Regions from separate parts of the Homo sapiens genome. Here region 2 is linked to region 1. The links are chromatin loops, found by intact Hi-C in ENCODE. Cell type or tissue: IMR-90. All regions are shown on one strand.

Region 1 (5,000 bases):
GCTTTCTATGTTCTGTTGTTATGTTTAAGGAATCCTTTAGTATTGTCGAGCCCCATTGAGTAGAATGGTACCAACAAAATATGGTATTTGTTTAGATATGTATGTTTTTATATAATACTTTGGGAGATCCGGTACATTGAGCAAGTGAGACTCACAAGATGCAACCAGACAGTGAGGTTATTCTTCCAAGTACAATATAACCCATAGAACCCACTCCTTATACTCAGCATTTTTCTCATCTTTGGATAAACATAGGACAGGCCCCATGACTTTTCTGGCCACTCTTAGATAATGAGGAGTCATCTGACCAATTTGAGTCACAAACAATCTCATTTCAATTATTCTAGACAGAAGATATAAAAGGAAAGGGAAGTATTCCTTGGCTAAGTACACTTGTAGCTGGTAGCAGTGTTCTCTGCACTTGGCCTCTATTAAGGAGACTTTCTGTCTCATGAGGGACTTTGCAGGCATCTCTCATGAGCTGTTGCCTTGATGGCAACAATAGAATCATCCTGGTTTTTTATAGACAACACAGCTTAAAAGTATTTGAGCAAAAAAAAAAAAAAAAAAAGTGATGTCAAGGTCATAGGCACTTCTTCTGAATTTTGTTTTAATGATTTGAACTAATAGTAATGGAGGTAAAAGGTAAAATGGGCAGCTAAAATTTTCCTTTCAATCTATTATTTTCTATGTCATTAGGTGCAAAATGCAGCATCTCTACAAGAATATTCTCTGGAATGTGGGTTCCATGAATGGTTAACAGTAGAGAAAAAATAATATTTTTATGAAATGCTCATGGAATCTCTGGATCAAACTGTCGTCACCATTTAGGCAGTGCAGGAAATCATAAAGAATGGAAGGAGTGGGGAGGGGAATGGGAAATCCTGGGAGAACAATCAGAGGGGGAGCATTGGTCAGTGGGAGCTGGGTGCTGGAGTCAAGGGTAGGGTGTTGTATAGCATTTCTCGCCCTTACCTCATCTGTTAAGTAGAAATAATGGTTCCTACTTCAATGGTTATGGCTGCTTCATGTCAAGTCAAATTTCTTTATTTTCATTACTTATCTTTCTGTAATTTCTGAGTGTACTGTCACTAAGATTGATAAGGGACCTATATCAGAAATTCGAGTGGGCTCCTTTCACCCAGCCAGGAGTTGAGCTCAGCCTCAGACCTCAAGGGCAGTCACTGATGGCGTTAATGCCCCACCAATGAGGTTCTTTTGAGATCAGGCACCTGTGCAGGTGGCTCTGCTCCCCCTGGGCTACTCTGAGCCACACGCATCTTTGTGAGACCTCTTGCGATTACTGAGTTGAGCTTTCAGTCCTGAAAGGAATCCATGGAGCTATCCTACTCAGCAATTCTGTCGCTTGGTGTCTGTGTTTAAGCAGTTTGGGGGAAACAACAGGCCCTCCATTCACCTTCTACATCTGGCTGAATCATTCTCCAGTTGACTTTTTTTTGTTTTTGAGACAGAGTCTCGCTGTGTCTCCCAGGCTGGAGTGCAATGGTGCAATCTCAGCTCACTGCAACCTCCGCCTCATGGTTTCAAGCAATTCTCCTGCCTCAGCCTCCTGAGTGGCTGGGATTACAGGTGTGAGCCGCTACGCCTAGCTAATTTTTGTATTTTTAGTAGAGACGGGGTTTTGCCATGTTGGCCAGGTTGGTCTCGAACTCCCAACCTCAGATGATCCACTCACCTTGGCCTCCCAAAGTGCTGGGATTATAGGGCTGAGCCACTGTGCCCAGCTCAGTTGCCATTTTTAGAAGCCAAACCCTACTACCTCTTAGTCCTTTCTGGTAATTCAGCCAGCTCCTCTGATTGTCTTTCACCTGAGAGCCAAATCGGCCCACTCTCATGTTTTATTTGATCTTGTCAGTGTTGGGAGGGGATATATGTATACATACAAAAATTTAACATTAAGACACTTTTAGATTAAAAAATATAATTCAAGATTCTTTATTTATTTTTATTTTTTTCCTGAGACAGTCTGGCTATGTCACCTAGGCTGGAGTGCAGTGACATGATCTCGGCTCACTGCAACCTCCACCTCCCAGGTTCAAGCGATTCTCCTGCCTCAGCCTCCTGAGTAGCTGCGACTACAGGCACGCACCACCATGTCTGGCTAATTTTTTTTGTACTTTTAGTAGAGACGGGGTTTCAACATGTTGGCCAGGCTGGTCTTGAACTCCTGACCTCAAGTGATCCAGCCGCCTCGGCCTCCCAAAGTGCTGGGATTACAGGTGTGAGCCACCACACCTGGCCAGATTTCAAGATTCTTATCAAAGATATTTAACTGGAGCTGAGAAACTCTGCCCTGTCAGGGTCTGTTCTCTCTGAGTTTCCATGTGGGTGCCCACTTCAGTCATTAAGCTCATGGGCCCAACCTCTGTAGGCATTTGAGTTTGGGACCCCTGTCTTAGACTTTAAAGCACTAAGACCTAGGGAGTATTCACCCATTTTGCTCCTACCCCTGTGGCATCTTACCTATGCTCACAACTCCAAGAATCCCTGCATTTGTCCTTTTGTTCCAGTACAATGAAGAGTAGAAGAAAGAAGATACAAATGCACTTAGGAAACAGGCCTGGCTTTCCTAAAAGTCTTGGAGTGATTTCTTTCCTCTTCTTTCTTTCTTTAATTTTGTTCTTAGAGAGGAGGTAGAAGGCATTGTTGACACAAATCACCCATTCACAGGTTACTGACTGATACAGCGAGTTTCAGAATCTGCTCTCTTGGTTCTTCCAACACTTTCCATAAAGAAGTTACCCGCTTTGACCTGAATATATGCAGTTGCTACAATTTCAAACCAAAGCAGACACCAACAGCTGCTGTCTTGCCCTGGGAGGAGCCCCTGTGGGTGGAAGATCAGCCCTCCAGCTGTCTTGGCTTACATTTCTTCACCATCTGACTGGGATGGCTGATGCAACAGCAAGGCAAGTTGCTGTCACAAACACTCTGAGTAGTCAGTAGGGAAATGTGCCAGTGAGCATGTTCCCTTGGTCTTGAGGGTTGTCTGACTGTCATTTCTCTGAACTTACCTGTATGAGTATGTTCAACTCTACCTAACAGCTCTGCCTTGATTAGACAGACTGTAATGGACTGGTAAGTAATGGAAGAGTTCAGAGGAAGTGATGCTTTGATTGGAGTTTTGATTCCATTCATCTGAAGTTCCCTCAGTTGTATTGCTCTGTTTCGTTGGATTCTTCTCAAATGCTTTCACTCATGATAGCAAAATGGCAGCAGCTGCTCCAGGCATTACATTGGCATACCACATATCTACAGTATGATAGAGCTTGTCTTTCCCCAGTCTCTTCTTGAATAAAAACCCTGGGCTTCACTCTAATTAAACCAACTTATTTCACATGCCCAACCTGAACCAGCCACTGTGCAAAGGAAATCAGATGACCTTGATGGCTTTTAGCTGGGATCTTTCCTTGACACTGGTGGTAGAGTCATACTGCATGGCTGCTACCCCAGATGGCACATGGGCCGTTATAGTAAGTGTTCTAATAACTTCTTTAGCTAACTAGATTTGTGGGGGAATGAATTAATGTTTTTCTGAAACCCTGCTCTCTTCTGGAGATAATGCTGGGTGCTTTACCTACTTTGCAATTGCCACTACTGAAAATCAATTGTTCTTTTTTAATTTCTCTAGAAAACTCTAAAAGCTAAATCTTAGGTGATTAAGGAACGTGCTCAATGGGTCTTAAGATGTCCATTAGGCATTAACACTCTTATTGCCTTCAAAGGCCACAACTACAGAATACTATGTAAAAGGTCACAATATATCTGAGAATTTGGTGGGAGGAGTGCTATAAAGTAATGGAAAGATGATTCCAGGAGCGAGTTCCAACCCATCCACTAATCGTTTTACATTATCACAGTTTTGAACATATTTCTGAATTTCTCAGGGCATTGGTTTTTGTCATCTGACAAATCAAGAGCACAGTAATAGTATGACTCCATAATGTTGGGGTAAAGATTGGTATAATTAATACGGTATAAAAGCACAAAGAAGGTCCATAACAAAAGTAAGTATTATCTCACCTAGAATATTGGTATGCATTAAGCTAGGGCCACAAACTCAAAAACCTACAAGGACTGGCTAGTGACAAGTAGATAAAAAGGCCCTGGGGAAAGTTGGGGGATGGTAGAGGTCTATGTTATTGGGGAAGGCTGGGAGATGGTAGGGGTCTGTGTCATTGATATTTTGGACTTGATGTCCCTGACCCTGTGGAAAGGTGAGTGGCTGCTCAGCCAGTTGTAATAATGTGTGAATTTGGGCCTTCTTGCTAAATCTTATGACTTTTCAAGAGAAACTCATAATCTAAGTGTCTTAGTTTTTGCTTTCCTTTATTTTTTATTGAATACACTTTGTGGATCCAAAAAAACTACATCTGCCAGCCCAAAATAGCCCGTGGGTGCCTAATTTGAAACATCTGTTATTATATGTCTCTTGATCTACATGACCCTGGGGTTTTCTTATCTGCATCTATCAGAAGAGGGAGATAATAATAGTACCTGCCCCCACAGGATTTTAGGGAAGAAGAAGAAATGTTTCTACTGTGAGTTTCAGATCCCTTACTAGGGTGAGTTATGAAAGGAGACTAACAGAAGCCTGTTTCATGGAAACATCTGAGGTCAAGGAGCACACCTGGACACAGAACCCAGGATCAGGGTCGGAACCCAGGGCCAAGGATTTGCTTTCTCTACTCCCTGTGGCCTCTGTGAGCAAGTCTTTGAAGAGGTGCCAGCTTCCTTTTGCATCATTAATCCTGACTGATCAGACACCACCTGCTTATGCCACGTTCAGGGACAACTGTAGACAGTGACTCAGGAATCAGCGGGACCCACAGACCAGGCAGTCTGGTCCCAGTCCCCTCAAACAGAAACTTGCTCCTTTCCCACATCTGTGCCTGGGTGTCACAGTCCGAATGTCAGGTATTTAATGAGATGTTGAGGAAAGCAAAGCAGTTGCTGAGACTGAAATATCAGCATTTGAG
Region 2 (5,000 bases), 360 kb before region 1:
GTGACTTGGTGCTGGGTATACAATCCATGTAGCTCATTCCAGTATGTAGTGGGACCAACTCTAGGCCTTCTGAGGAAATGTACCTTCTTCTATTTGTGTGCCTTTACTATTCTCAGCAGAGACTGAGCTGGGCCAGTTTTCAGTTAGACTATTAGGAGACTGAGATATTCCTTTGGATTTTAAGTTGTGTCATTTCTGAGTGTCAGAACTAGGTTTAATCAGAAATAAAACCTAGGAAAGAAGCAATGGTGATTTTCAGCATGTTTGCTGAATGTCAATATGCTCCAGGGTCAGTTCTGAGTTTGAATCCCGACTTGTCACTTCCTAGTTATGTGATTTCAATCAGATTACTTAATGTCTCCAAACTCAATTTCCTTCTATGCAAATAGAGTAATACACATATTGGGAAGCATTGTTGGCAACAGGAATGCTGTGTGTAGGTGTGTATACCTATATGGTATCTCCACGATCACACTTCTTAAGAGGTAAATCTTTACAGCAATGCTTCTTTAATTCCCAGTAGGACCCAAATCTGTTGGCATAGTTTTAAATTTAAATTCGTCATTAGATACATTTGGATCCATAGTTCATCCTTTCCCCCAGCACACTTCTGCTCAAAAATCTTAAGACCCACTTAGAGTTGCTAATACCTTCTGCTGCTCCCACTCTCCCTGGTTTTGCCTTCTCGGGATGCCCACCTCTCTTGGGAGTCTGTCTTGGTGCCAGGGTATCTGTGAAACCCGTGTCTGTGTGTGCTTTATGCTCACAGGAATCATTTTTAACACAACCTAACCATTAGAGAGGTGTGGTTCACACTCTGCCATCAGAGCAACCACTAATTGATACCTTTTGAAAAATGACAGATTCCCTGAAGCGTTCAAGGCCGCCTGACAGGCAGAGATGCCACCTACCTCTATGATTAGCACTCTCCCATGCAGACACTGGTGATTTAAGACATATGTTGTTCTTTCTTGACATTATTTTCTTTCACATTATTCCTAGTATATACTTTCTCATTTTATTTTACCATATAATAGCATTAATCCCTTTATTATTTCCAAGGATTTCGAAAAAGCTAATTTCTGAAGCTGTGCCCTCTGGACCTAGTGTCCTTTACTGTGCCATGTGGCATCTTGTTAATGGGTAGTGGAATTTGGTGAATACTTTTTTGTTTCTTTGTTGAAGGAGGGAAATAAAGCAGAAAGAGGTGTGTAGGGGTGGGAGGTGAGGAGCAAAGTAAGGAAATGAGTGTTGTTCCCAAGAAAACCAAGAATTATAGAATTGTCTCTCTCTATCAAGCAGAAATTGAGATATTTATGTCAGCACACGCTATATCACTACTTGAGATAATCAACAAATTTGTAGGAATTTGTCATGTCTACTCATATCTGGGCAACGTTAGGAAATTACAAAAGATAAAGAAAAACTGCTAGAACAAAGGCTTAATGAAGGTAGGAATAAAGTCACTATTATCCTCTACCATATCCCCAGTCTTTAACAAAGTGCATGGCAAAGATTATATATTTCATAAACATTTGCTTTGTAAATGTGCTTTGGATCATGTCCTTGGATGACTTAGAATGGATTGTAAGTACCTTTTCTCTGAAGCATTGTAACTATTTATTAGGTTGGGATGTAACTAAACCTGAAAGGTAGGTGACATATTTTTATGTCATTACTACCTGAACATAGACAGTTTCTTAATATCAGTTAAGAAAAGAAGAAAGAAAGATGCATTTGGATAGACTTGAGACTAGAATTATCAAAGCAGTCAGCACAATTTCTTTAATAACTCCATCTATCATTGTGCTGAATTACAGCATTGTTTGCTTCCAATGTTGTGTCTCTTGGCTTCAGAATGCAGGAATAATTGTAGACTGTGCCTTGACATTCCAGAACCGAGGCCAAGATCATCCTCAAATTGCCGGGTACGAGAAAGCAGACAATAAATGAATCAGAAAACATGACTTTCTCATGTTACAATGTTCCGCCATCTGCCCAGGAATGTGGGGGCAGCTGGGGTAGCTGCATACAACTGATCCTGGAGATGGTCCAGACAAAGTTGCCCAAAGTCATTAAGGGCTACAAAAGCAATGTCATATGATAAAAGATGGAAAGATTCAGAATCCAGTGGGAACTAAGATGAAGGTAGATACATTTATGAAATGTCATGCAGAATATAAGCCTGCAGCAGTAAAAACTTTAAAAATAAAGAACAGTAAAAGTTTATTGAGCACTAACATTATGTACAGTAATGAATGATTTACCTATGACTTCATTTCTTTTGCATAAACATCCTAGAGGGATAGGTATTTTCATCATCTCTCTTTTATAGAAAAGAAATATGATACTTAGAGAAGTTGATTATCTTGGCCAGGGTTCCACAGTGGTGGAACCGGAACCTGAACCGCAGTAGTAAACCCCAAAGCCTAGTTCTTAAACATTGCACCATATTTCCTAACCACTTTTAGACTACTGAGGATAAGGGAGCCTTTTATCAGTTAAAAAAAGAAAATGATCATTTTTGGGAGCTGAAGATCTTCAAAGGTATTTATGTTACCGCAATGAGGGGTAACAAAATAAAAATGAGGGGTACCCCAGGGAAAGGAAGGGACAACCCTAAAGGCAAATGACAAATTGGTGACCAAATTAGATTTAGATCTAAAGTCCTTTGATGACTGCCCAATACCTTTTCCCTAAATGCATCTCTTCCCTTTTTTGTTGTCTAACCCTGGATTCCTTTACTTCATACTTTTTATAGTAAAGCAGGGGCTGAGAGTTGAGGGAATGACAAGAAATAATGGCATGGAAGCAAAGGCAGAAAATCTGAAAACAGCATGATGAAAGTAACAATGAGATTTCAGTATTAGCCTGTAAGCAGAGTCATCCCAATACATGCCACACATACTCTTTAGAGTATCTCCTAGAAATAGTTTTGGGGCTTTTGTTTGCTAGCTTCCCAAATACAACTAACATTCATCTTTTGCATCACACTCCAGACTATACAAATCCTTTTCCTAAGCCCAACACTAGAAGACATTCATCTAGTCAGTATTCCATAGTTGTCAAAAATACTGGAGATGGAATGCTTTTGGTTCAAACCAGGCTCAGCCACTTATCATCTGAGTGGCCATGAGGTTTACTTAACCTTACTGTCTGCTTATTCATTCATTCAAAAAATATTTATCGAGCTCCACTTCTGTGCAAGGCTATCAGTGAAGTGAAGTGCTGGAGACACAGCAGAATACCCGAGATAGAATTTCTTGCATGCATGGAGTTTACATTTTATTGGGGGATGACAGATAATAAACAGGTAGACATGTAATACATCAAAAAGACTTTTAAATCTAGAGAAAGAGGGATGAGATATGTGGTATGAGTTTACAATTTTAAACAGGGTAATTTTACAAGGGTCCTCACTGGAAAGGTAACATTTGAGCAAAGACGTGAAACAGTGAGGAGAAAAGTTTCCCAGGTAGAGGGAATGATGAGTTCAAAGGCTCCTAATAGAATCAGAGGTGTGTTAGAGGAGCAGCATGGCTAGAGAGGAATAAATGAGGGGGAAAAGAGTGGAAGATGAGGACGGTGGTAAGAGAGATGCATCAAATATCAAGCAGGATCTTTATGGCCATTGCAACAACTTTAACTTTGAGTCTGAGTGAGGTGGAAGGTTTTGAGCAGGGGAGTGTCATTCTCTTACATGGGTCTGGTGGAGAGTACCAGCCCTAGTCTGAGAGAGCCTGCTGTGCAACCTTGTAGATCTTTAATGATGTCTTGCACCAGCATGGTAGTAAAAGATGTGGTAAAAAAAAAAAAAAAAAAAAAAAAAAAAAAAAAAAAAAAAAGGTCAGCTGCTGGATTTATTCTGAAGATAGTGCCACCAGAATGTGCTGATGAAATGGACAATGTGAGGTATATAGGCAAGACAGGAATCAAGGTTTACTTGGAGGGTTTAGGCCTGACCAACTGGGTGAATAAAATTGCCATTGACTGAGAAGGCATAAACTTAGAAGAAGGAGGGCTTTAGTATTTTCCAGGTGGAAGCTGGTGGTGCTGATGACTAAGTCATGACCTCAGTTGGGTCATCTTATATCTGACATGCCCAAGTAGAGTTGTTGAAGAGTCAGTTGATTGAGTTTAGAGTTCGGGGAAATATCTGGGCCTGGAGACAAATCTCAGAGTTGTCAGAGTATAAATGGTATCTCAAGCTGTGGACCTGGAAGATGTACCTGGTGAGAAAGTGTGTATAGAGAAGAGGCTCAGGACTGAGCCCTAAGATCTCCTTATGTTGGAAATTGGGAGGTTGAAAAGATGCAATAGAGGTAGCCAAGATGGAGTGGCCAGTGGTCGCAGTAAGATTGGTACCTTAGAAGTCAAGAGAGGGAGGTATTTCAAGGTGGAGTGATGCACGGTCTCCTTGTCTTGCTTTGATGATAGACCAGTGTTAAACACATTGTTTTTGTATACTAAAGATTTGCTTGACACACGGATTGAACTGTGCCACAGACAATGAATTATCATGGAAAATCGCTTTTGCTCTCCCATCCTCAGTTTCCCTGTAAGTTAAATGAGCAAATTTGATTTGTTAAGTCCTAAAATACCTTCCAGCCTTGATATACTATGAAATTTTTTTTTGGTATGATTCTTTAATTCAGTCAAGACTGAATCCATTCAGGGATTCTGCAATTTTATGACAAACAGAATCTAAAGTATCTTTTGTTTAGTCTCTCCAAACCAAATGGCCTTTAATTTAATATCACTCTGTCTTGTTTTTGTTTTTCTTTATGGACATTGTCTTTCTCTGTTGATTTTGTAGACTTGGAAGAAACCTCCATCCTCAGGGATTTGAAGAAGGTTATACTGGAACCTGTGTGAAGGCTGAGACAACCGTCCCTTTTGTGGTGGCCTGAGGGGATTTTCTTAATCCCAATGTTGCCCTGAAATTTATGTCCAGGATTCAAAAAGTTTAGGACTGCTAAGGTATGAGTTTGTGACTTTAT

Evidence for each region. Hi-C counts contacts between places; a loop is a spot of excess contacts. Peaks named below come from ENCODE experiments on the same cell type or tissue, not always from the same donor. Only the 100,000 strongest peaks of a DNase experiment are listed, where the experiment ranks them.
Region 2: a loop joins it to region 1, with 15 times the contacts of the local background. A loop is called at or near these places in 2 of 110 quality-filtered maps.

What each region holds. Positions count from the first base shown.
Region 1 is chr5:156,477,134-156,482,133 of GRCh38, forward strand. The region is part of intron 3 of SGCD (sarcoglycan delta); the gene reads left to right. Among named protein-coding and RNA genes, the nearest start is that of SGCD, 150 kb to the left of the region's middle. In IMR-90, no CTCF peak of the experiment used is centred here; a DNase peak (open chromatin) is centred at 2,908; H3K27ac peaks cover 1,323 bases.
Region 2 is chr5:156,119,040-156,124,039 of GRCh38, forward strand. It overlaps a transcript of SGCD not described here. Among named protein-coding and RNA genes, the nearest start is that of SGCD, 210 kb to the right of the region's middle. In IMR-90, no CTCF peak of the experiment used is centred here; DNase peaks (open chromatin) are centred at 2,382 and 3,022; H3K27ac peaks cover 1,098 bases.